Linked DNA regions of Homo sapiens: regions 1 and 2 are each linked to region 3. The links are chromatin contacts, found by Hi-C or POLR2A ChIA-PET in ENCODE. All regions are on one chromosome and are shown on one strand. Each heading gives the region's core, a stretch centred on a gene start or an enhancer-like site at or near the end of the contact. The rest is flanking DNA. Distances are from core to core; before and after follow the strand shown. Region 1 overlaps MTURN (maturin, neural progenitor differentiation regulator homolog). Region 2 holds the start of PRR15-DT (PRR15 divergent transcript). Region 3 overlaps WIPF3 (WAS/WASL interacting protein family member 3).

Region 1 (3,061 bases), core at 268-2,767, 280 kb after region 3:
ATCATGAAAACATCCAGAATTCAAGTGCCGCTTAAACTTTGAAGCCATAGATAAATTTGTTAGAAAAGTAAACCAGGATTAAAAGTTTTTAAAAATATGGTAGAATCCTTCTTTACTTTTTAAGTCTTTTATTTAAAAAAAAAAAGTCAAAAAAAGGATTCCATTGTGTAATTTATTTAAAAATTTAATCACATGTTTCGAGGGACTTAATTGTGGTGTATTTGTAAAGGGACACGAAGGTAGGAATCTTTTAATCGTGGGTTAGCTTGGTTAACAGGGAACGTTTTAATAATCAAGATACTCAGACAACTCACAGAAACAACTTCTGTAATAACTGGAAATACTGCTGTTATCGTTTAGCCAACAATTACTTACTGGGGACATCCTTTGTAATGCTAACATGGAATTATTCCTGGACCCTTCTGCATCCCTGGTTTTAGTTAACCTAGGATGCGGAATGCCTCCTTTACAACACTAGATTAAACCTAGCATCTGGGGTGGGTACGTTTAAACAGTCACACATGTGCCTGTTAGGTTGTGAAAGTTTTGAATTAAAAACAAGCAGTAGCAGCAGAGGCCACAGAACTTATGGGAGTCTTGTATATCTTCCAGGCATGTCGGTGTAAACCTGATTGTCTCGACATTTTCTGTTTAATTGATTGGTGCTGTGAGGAGTTCGGCTGCTCGTGGTAAAACAGCGTACTCCAGTTTTAAGTCATCGGGTAAAATAATAGGACAGTGATTTCCATCTGTGCTTCAGTACCCACTTTGTGTTCTTTTCTTGAAAAGTCATACTAAAGGTTAATTTCAAGTAAAATGAATTTCCTTCCAAGTAGCCTATTAGTAAAACACAACTTAGTGTTTCATCCATTGGGGTGAGCATATACTGCCCTTTGCAGCCCTGCCTGTGTTCTGATTGGCTCCATTCATGAGCAAAGGTGATTGTGAGCTGTATATTACACAGGTGTCGCCCAGGTTTCGTAACCTCCACTTTAATGCAGTAAGCCGCAAGAATGACTTCTGCAAGTGAAATGAGGAAGCTTCACTAGCTTGCTCCATTGGAAGGTAAACTGAAATTTTATACGTTGAAGCTTAAAATCTAAATTTATGTATGTTTGGAAATGGAATGGACATTAACATAAAATGTATTTTATCAAAAAAGTGTTTAGACTTTGACCAAATACATGTTGGTATTATCATGTTAATGTTCTCTGTTTATAAAAATTGAGTGGAGATAGATAGACTCGGCCATTCTGTGGGCTGATGAGAATTCTGGGCTTTGTTTTGCACCAGGGGTAGGAAACAGAGAACATGTCTGTATGTTACTTAATCTCCATAGCAAAATCCCAAACAGCATTAGCAGATCGAATTGTTTCTTCTAAGACTTCCTTTTTCTGAATGTGTGCACATCCCTTCTCGTGCTCACACACTTGCCCACACACTCACTTCTTCCTGCGCTGTGGCTGCTCTAAGCAGGGCTGTGCATGGTGCAAAGCTGCAGTCAGTGAGCCTGGCAGCCTGTGGTTTCTGTTATGGAAATGGTTCCATGGTGAAACACATCCCTGACCCTTCACAGACTTACACATTTACTCACCAGGAGGTGGCAGCGGTGTGGGAGGAGGAGTGTTGACCTTGGACGCAGGAGAGACACCTGGGTTCTAGTTCAAGTCGGCCAAGGACTGTGTGACCTTGACAAGTCTAACTGGTCTGTGAACAAGGGGCATTTGCCCTTCCAGCTGTAAACACTGCCCTTCTGTGCCTGCCTTATGTGTGTGTGTGAGTAAGGAGCAACAGTCAAGGAAACTTTTAGGGATTCGAGAAGAAAATACATGTGGGATCTTGCCAAGGTGCTGCCTTTAGGATGCTGACCCCTGCACTACCTTAGAACATGTTGATCTGTGAGTGCCCAAGCCCCTGAGGGCTCGATCTCATGGGGCAGATGAAATTCTCTTCCTTAGAGGAAAGGGAAAGGTGAGGCCCCAGAGGACTTATCTCAGCTGTACATGCTCTGCCTGTGGAGACATGGCTTTTCTTTGTGCTGTGGCAGACTGGGGCTTTGGAAGTGGTGTATGTTTAACTTACCTGAGAGTGAGAGATGTGTAGGAAGAATAGCTGGAAGAAAGTGAAAGATGAGTGCCAGTACTTTTGGCCTGTTATCCAGTAGAGAGAAAGTGACAGTGAAAGTAACGTGAGAGAGAAAGAGTGTGTGTGTATATGTGAGAGAGAGAAAGAAAGAGAAAGGAATGCTTGATTGCTTGTTGTTCACTGGGCCAGCTCTGAAATCCAAAATCATGCCTTGATAACATTACAAAACCGTGATCCTGGGTTTGAGTGAATCCTAGAGACATTGTTCTTATGGCCGCCTGGTTTCCGCAGCCTGATCACCATATCGAGCAGACGTCAAGGAATCAGAGTGAAGTACGGAGCCAGGGAGGGAGGTGAGGCCCCGTGTAGTGCCTGTCACCACTGTGGATTCACCTGCACTCAGGTGTCCACTCCTGTCTCCCAGGCCCAAAGCAGCACATGGTGCAATGGAAAAGTCTCTTATGTAGGGATCCTCCTTGTGTCCTGGTGCCAGAATTAGATTTCCAGTGTACTTCAACGAAAACCTCTCTCCTTTATAGTTGCTGTCATCTTTCATGTATAAACAGAAACCGTCTCTAGCACAATATATTTCTGAATATTGTTTCTGTTTCATAAGAGCACAATGTACATGGACCTAGGGGAGCTGTGGTCCCAAGTGTCATTGGAATTTATATTTTAGGAATAGGCTTTGCATGTTAAAATTCACAAGTTGGGAAACTGGTATGAACAGATCTGATTTCTTACAGAGAGGCATGAAGGAATAGGCAGGACTTAACTTGGGGTGGGAGGAGATGAATAAGGGAGAATGGGAGAGTTGGGGTCTGACAGTTACCACCTGAGCCCCAGGAAAACTGTTTTCATTTTCACGGCTGTCTCACTGGGGGCCTGCTTTCCTCAAAGGAACTGACTGTATGTTGAGAGGCAATGCCTTGTGTTGGCATGGCTTTGCCACTTTAAAAGTGCCCCCCAGCCAAGG
Region 2 (3,167 bases), core at 54-2,553, 320 kb before region 3:
ACTACACCCACCTTGTTTTTTATTATTATTTTTAAGTAGAGACAAGGTTTTGTCATGTTGGCCAGGCTGGTCTCAAACTCCTGGTCTCATGTGATCCACCCGCCTCGGCCTCCAAAGCGCTAGGGTTACAGGCTTGAGCCATCTTGCCCGGCTGTCTTTCACTGCTTTTATACTGCAAACAGTTTTCACAACAGAGATGCTCAGTTGCTCCACACCCAGTCCTTCAGGGGAGTTATGCTTGCATATGAGCTCAAGGAACATCAAAATCGTTTTTTGAAACAAGAGCATCCTGGAAGATGAAGCAAGCTGCACCTCTGCCTTCATTAGTGAAAATGCCCTGTGCCAATATCTTTATGTCAAATGAATAAAAAGTACTCTTGGCCGGGCGCTGTGGCTCACGCCTGTAATCCCAGCACTTTGGGAGGGAGGCCGAGACGGGCGTATCACGAGGTCAGGAGATCGAGACTATCCTGGCTAACACGGGGAACCCCGTCTCTACTGAAAATACAAAAAATTAGCCGGGCGCAGTGGCGGGCGCCTGTAGTCCCAGCTACTCGGGAGGCTGAGGCAGGAGAATGGCGTGAACCCGGGAGGCGGAGCTTGCCGTGAGCCGAGATCGCGCCACTGCAGTCCAGCCTCGGCGACTGAGCGAGACTCCGTCTCAAAAAAAAAAAAAAAAAAAAAGTACTCTTATGTGACCAGGAGTGCAATCCCCGGTTCACTTCCTGCAGTGGCTCAGGGCTGGATTTACACTGCCCTCGTTGGGTGGCTGTCCATGGACTTCCAGGCCTGAAAGAAGGAAATTCACATCCTCACTGAGTCGTGTTAAGAGTCTCAGACTGGCAGGTTGTGGTGGTTAAGACCGTAGAAGCTAGAGTCAGGCCCCCTGGGTTCCAACCCTGCTCTGCCACGTACCAGACAGGCAAACCTGAGCAACCATTTTCCCGTGCTAGGGTTTCCTCGCCTGTCGAGTGAGAATAATAATAATAACAATACCTACCTCCTAGGGTTGCTGTGAGAAATAAATGACAATCCACAGAAAGCGCCTGCAACGGCGCCTGGCTGGCAAACAGCGGACTTGTTAATTACAGCCTTTCAACTAAGGGCGCCTGAAACTCGCAAACATTTTGCTCGGGTGTGGATTCGCTCCCGTTAGTTACAAACTTGGGATCCCGGGACCCGGAAAGCAAGGGGGAAAAATAAATCGCGATGGGGCCAAGGGACAGCTGCTGCGGCAACTTTTACCCAGCGGAGCCCACCTACAGCCTCAGCCTCCGGGTCTCAGGTCTCCGCCGTTTCTTCTCAAGGAGTCGGTCGGGGGAGCGGCACTGCACAGCTTTTCTCCAATCAGACACCTCAAGGCTGGCGCCTGATCCAATCTCCTCCCCTGGAGGGTGGGAACGCGAAGTTCCTACCTGCACCTGTGGCAGCGGTGACCGCCTCCTGGGTTATTTTCTTTTCTCCCCCAGCTGCCCCAGGGTTCTGGTTTCCCGAATCACTTGGCAAATAACCAGCAGGTGGGCAGATGTCTTTTTTGCGTTCCTACGGACGCGTAGGCAAGTTCGATGCGCCGGAGTGAACAGCCAGGGTCCCATCTCTCAGCCGGCTCCCGGGCGGTGCTAGCAGGGAAGAGGGACGCGCCGGCGAATGAAACACTACTAGCCCGGAAAGCCGCCCTGGACCTTCCACCCGGGCAGCGAGTCTGGCGGCCCCTCGCCGCCGCCCCCTCCGACCAGAACAGACTGCGCTGCGAGCCCCGGGCTTCCGCCGCAGCGCGCAGCAATTGGAGGTGCCAGAGGAGACCAGCAGCAGCACTTGATTTAGCTGGGCTGCGGGAATTCCGACCTGTACACTTTCCAGAAGCCTGATCTCTCCAAGTCCGCGCCCAGGGACTCGAGCCCCGGCTTCCAGGTTGACCCGAGCGCGCCCCCTTCGTGCTCTCGGCCGCGTTCACCGCGCGAGGCCTCCGGGTCCTGTTAAGCCCGAGCAGGTGAGCGACTGGGGGTGGTTCGGCGTCCGCCGAGACAGAGCCTGGCCCCGGGGGTCACCCTGGGGTGCTGCCTGGTACCTCCCAGGTACCCGCCTCCCGGAGCCCTAAGAGAGGCTGAAAACCACGGACGCTCCAGGACTCCGTTTTCTGTACTTTTGAGTAATTTGCCATCTTTTCCTTGCGCAATTCGTACAAAGCCCTTCCGTGCTCACAAAGTTGATGATTGTGAAGAAGAAAATGTAGGTTAGAGGAGAGGAAGCAGCATCAGGACACCTTACCACCACTGTTAGTAAATGACTTGGGGGTACGGGTTGCTTTTCCGATCTGCAAAGTAGGAGGGAATGGGATGTTTGCAGACGCAGTTGCTAATTGTGCCTGAGGGCGTGGGTGCCTTTTGTACCGAAAGAACTTTTGGCCGTTTTTTCTTGTATTGTTTTCAAGTCGCTGCCCGAGTGTGTCCTCAGGGCATCCTGGGGAGGAGCCGGTGTTGCGGTTTCGGGGCGCAGCCGAGGCCGCCCCGCCGCCTCCCGTAGGCGATCAGACTTCCTCTCCCTGGCGGTTCCGGGAGGAGAACCTCCTACAACAAACACCGCCGAAGTTTCCCTCTCCAGCGCGATCGCCAATCCCAGGAGCGCCCGGCGCGTGGGCTGGGAAGGAGCCGAGCGGAAACCTGGAAGTGAGCCGCGGCGCAGGCGAATCCTGCCGTTGCTGGTGGCAGCGCCCAAGAGACCCCGCACAGAAAGTGGGCTGGGAGTCTCGCTTGCTGTACCCGCACCTAAGTGCTCAGAAGCGGCCTTTCGCTCTGCAGAGGGGGGGTCTTAGAAGCTTGGGGAAGAAGCACATTGTTTCGGAGTTCCTTGTTGCGTTCTTTCTCCTTGGGAGGAGGGAATTGCACAAGGAAAAGAAGAGAAGCCTTTACTTTGTAACTGAAATTCTCCAGAGTTGAGTTGCGTCGTACAGACTCGGTGCATATTTTAATACAAAACTAAGGGAAGAGGCCATTTGATACTTGGCTTCATCTCAACCGTCAGCCGGGGGTGACTTCAAACAGACGCAAGATTGGGCTCTGGGGAGTAAAAGGAAGAATTAGGATGGCGGTTTTCAAGGGAAGTTAAGTCTAGACATGCTTCTTTGAAAGTCACAAGGCAGAAGTGGTCAAAAGTAGAATTTAAAAGAA
Region 3 (3,064 bases), core at 414-2,913:
AAAATTAGTTTCTGGTTAAACCCATGATCGAATTGGTTAAGCCTAATTAACAGGTAAATCAATTTCATTGAAACACTCACTTCCTAATCATTCTCATGAGTAAGTAATGTACAATATTAATACTCAGAATAATCTGGCCACTTTCATCCACCAGTGGGCACTGTGCCCTAATTTCTCTGTGCATATTAGCTTCAAGTTGTTAAATATTTTCTGCCAGGAATTCTTGTCTAAGCTGAGTATCTTCTCGTTTTCTGTAGTTGGTAATCACACATGTCTGGAAGGCTGGAGTTAGTGACACCTTTCCTCAGGGGCTCATGATCTTTCCGTTCCATAGATGAAAAGGTGCAGGGAGGTGCGAGGGGCTGGGGGCTTGAGGGCTGGAGAGACAGGAAGGAAACTGCCAGGGCACAGTCATGGCAGGCTTTACCTCCTGCCTGCTGTTCTGGTCAGCGCTCTGTGGACAAGAAGTTAAAATGACTGACTGAATTAAATCTGTGGGTTTTCTTTGTCTAGTCCTCCATAGCCAAGTTGAAAATAAGAGCAGCTCTACACCTACCACATTTGGGTTTTCTAATTCGAAGGTGCTGCCAGTTGCTCTGTTAGCATCTACAAAATGGCAGTGTTCAGGTCCCTTTGTTTTGGTCACTTTTCAGGGGAGCTGGGCACAGATGGTTAGTTCTTTGGTAGGACTGGAGAGGGCAGGGCATGTGAGTCTACAGGGTATCAAGGCAGAGGGTGCTTGGGGAGGATGCTGAGTGAAAGGATGACATTGGAGGTGGGAGAATGGGAAGGCTGACAAGGGCAGTGGTAGACCAGTGTTAGACCATGGTCTGAAATGAGACCTGGCTGCTCAGCTCTGCTCTCAAGTCCTTGCCTATTTGTGTCTTCTCTCTAAAGGTTCTAAAGGAACCAACAAAGAAGGAGGAGGTTCTGCAAACACACGAGGCGCGAGCACACCTCCCACCCTGGGAGATCTGTTTGCTGGTGGCTTTCCTGTATTGCGACCAGCAGGCCAGCGGGATGTAGCAGGTAAGGAAGAATTCATTCTGGCTCCCTTGTGGTCTGTATCTCCTTAACTTGTGGAACCATCTGGGCAATCCACACATGCCAGTAAGCAACATGGTTTTACTGAACGGGCATGATAGAGTAGAAGATCATGTTCTTGGGACCTTAAGCACTAGAAACTTCCAAAGTACAAAATGGTTCTTGAGAAATCTTTTAATTCATCATCCTGTTTAAATTATTCCATTGTAATAGCTTAAAAATGACTTGTAATAGTGTGTAATACTTAGTGATGGCGTGATGGTAGCCCAGACTGCAAAGTGTATATAAACAGAAGGTCCAAATTGTAATAGAACTTCATAGTGACATCACTGTGGATGCATTAGCAATGCATGAGTTGTAATGATTCGGTCATCATATCAGTTAGGTACTGCTGTGTAACGAAACACCCTAAAACTTAAAAGCTTTAAACAATCATTTTTTAGCCTACAATTCTGTGGGTTAGCAGCTTAGAGTAGTCTTGGCTGGGCTCCCTCTTGCATCTATAAAGAACTGCAGGTTGTGTAGGTAGCTTTGCTAATCTTATATTTCTCATATTTTTCCAACCTCTGGAGCCTCAGCTATAACCACTGGCCTGACTCACCTCTATCACGTGGTCTCTCAGTATCCAGCAGGCTGTCTGGGCCTTGTTTTCATGCCAGCAGCAGGGTTCCAAGAGAGAAGACAGAAGTATAAATAAAGTCTCTTGAGGCTTAGTCTTGGAAGTATTACTAGGATGTAACTTGGAAGTCTAAGAAGTATCACTTCCTACCACATTCTCTTAGCCAAAACAAGTCACAAGGATGGGGAAATAGACTTCGCCTCTTGATGAGAGGAACTGTAAAATCATATTTCAAAGATTATGGAATCAAGCATAAGTGGGTAATGAAGGCCATGTCTGTAATCAGTCTACCTCAGTGATTTTTGTTTCAGTGGGCATCAGATGTTTTGAAAATATTGCATTAAAATTGAACAAATACAAATTTACTCTGAGAAAAAAAACCTGTTTTTCCTATTCTTGTTCTCTTTAACCAGCAAGCTGAATAAACTCCAGGAATACCATTAATACAGGAGGAAATACAAAGGCCCAAACCTTCCTCGTACCAGATCTTCCATCATGCGACTTTTCTAACTTTTTCAGTGGCTTCTGTGACTGTTTAATGTTATGGGATGATTATGCTGCCTCACTCACCAATAAAAGTCCAGCAAAGAAAAAGACTCTAGGATATTTTGAGATCCAACTTGAACCTTCTCAGGGGCCATGTTCATTTCCTCATTTTTGCTGAGGGGTTAGCAGGAAAGGTAGAGTACAAGGTCTTCCTCAATAAAGACAGTGGATATTCTTCAGTGTCCTCTTCTTTTTCAAAATTCCCGAGTGCTATCAAACAAATATCCTTTGGAATAGAAGGCTTCCACCAGTTTCTCTTCATAGAAGATGGGAGAAATGGGCCCCAGTCAGGTTTTCATAGGAAGCAGCCAAAAATAGCCAGCAGGAGTCCTACTGGTCTGCTTGTCACCAGTGGGACATAAGTGTCAGATGTTTGAGCCGCTGTAATGGGGAAGACAAGAATTTATCTCTTTAGAGATGGAGGTCCATAAGGAAGTGACTAATGATGCCTGTTCCAGGATGGAAACTCAAGGAGAAAGCCACCAGATAAACACATGGACTGGGTACCATGTCAGGGCAAGGCAGGCCGTGGCTCCCTGCTCCCAGCACTTTCCCAACAGCCCCCTTCTCATCAGAGGAAGGGACTTGAGCCTTTGCTCCCTCTCTGATCTTCTGGCCTACCTTTCTTGGTGGTTCATGCCATCCCCTCCACTCACACTATCCTCCTTGCTGCTCTCACACACCAGCATGTTGCTGCCACTGGGCGCTTGCACCGACTCTCCCTTGGCCTGAAAGGCTCATCCGCAGGTGTCCACGTGGCTCAGTCTCTCCCTTCCTGCAGGTCTCTGCTCAGGTGGCAGCTGATCAAAGTGTCCGTGAGGTCTTCACTTATTATCCCATATAAAGGTTTAGTCC

The links. A loop is a pair of places that touch in the nucleus more often than their neighbours do. ChIA-PET counts read pairs that join two places held with the same protein, here RNA polymerase II (POLR2A). Pooled maps may share reads with other maps.
Region 1: a pooled map shows a loop between it and region 3 (4-fold over the local background). The contact joins two enhancer-like sites. A Hi-C loop is called at or near these places in 1 of 168 maps with a recorded cell type or tissue (mammary epithelial cell) and 4 of 50 pooled maps. POLR2A ChIA-PET finds 5 or more read pairs at or near these places in 1 of 52 experiments (IMR-90).
Region 2: a map of PC-9 shows a loop between it and region 3 (4-fold over the local background). The contact joins the promoter of PRR15-DT here to the enhancer-like site in region 3. A Hi-C loop is called at or near these places in 1 of 168 maps with a recorded cell type or tissue (PC-9). POLR2A ChIA-PET finds 5 or more read pairs at or near these places in 2 of 52 experiments (both WTC11).

What each region holds. Positions count from the first base shown.
Region 1 is chr7:30,158,374-30,161,434 of GRCh38, forward strand. It overlaps MTURN (maturin, neural progenitor differentiation regulator homolog), which reads left to right. Exons shown (of 3, transcript NM_152793.3): 3 at 1-3,061. Among named protein-coding and RNA genes, the nearest start is that of MTURN, 25 kb to the left of the region's middle. RefSeq lists a silencer at 1,419-1,478. Within about 2 kb of position 1,518, at least 11 of the 41 ENCODE cell types and tissues checked have a DNase peak (open chromatin) inside an H3K27ac peak, as active enhancers do.
Region 2 is chr7:29,562,388-29,565,554 of GRCh38, forward strand. It overlaps PRR15-DT (PRR15 divergent transcript), which reads right to left and starts at 1,304. Exons shown (of 2, transcript NR_183550.1): 1 at 1,001-1,304. PRR15 (proline rich 15) reads left to right here and starts at 1,448. Exons shown (of 2, transcript NM_175887.3): 1 at 1,448-1,990. RefSeq lists an enhancer at 3,071-3,167.
Region 3 is chr7:29,878,112-29,881,175 of GRCh38, forward strand. It overlaps WIPF3 (WAS/WASL interacting protein family member 3), which reads left to right. Exons shown (of 9, transcript NM_001080529.3): 4 at 898-1,029. Among named protein-coding and RNA genes, the nearest start is that of WIPF3, 73 kb to the left of the region's middle. Within about 2 kb of position 1,664, at least 3 of the 41 ENCODE cell types and tissues checked have a DNase peak (open chromatin) inside an H3K27ac peak, as active enhancers do.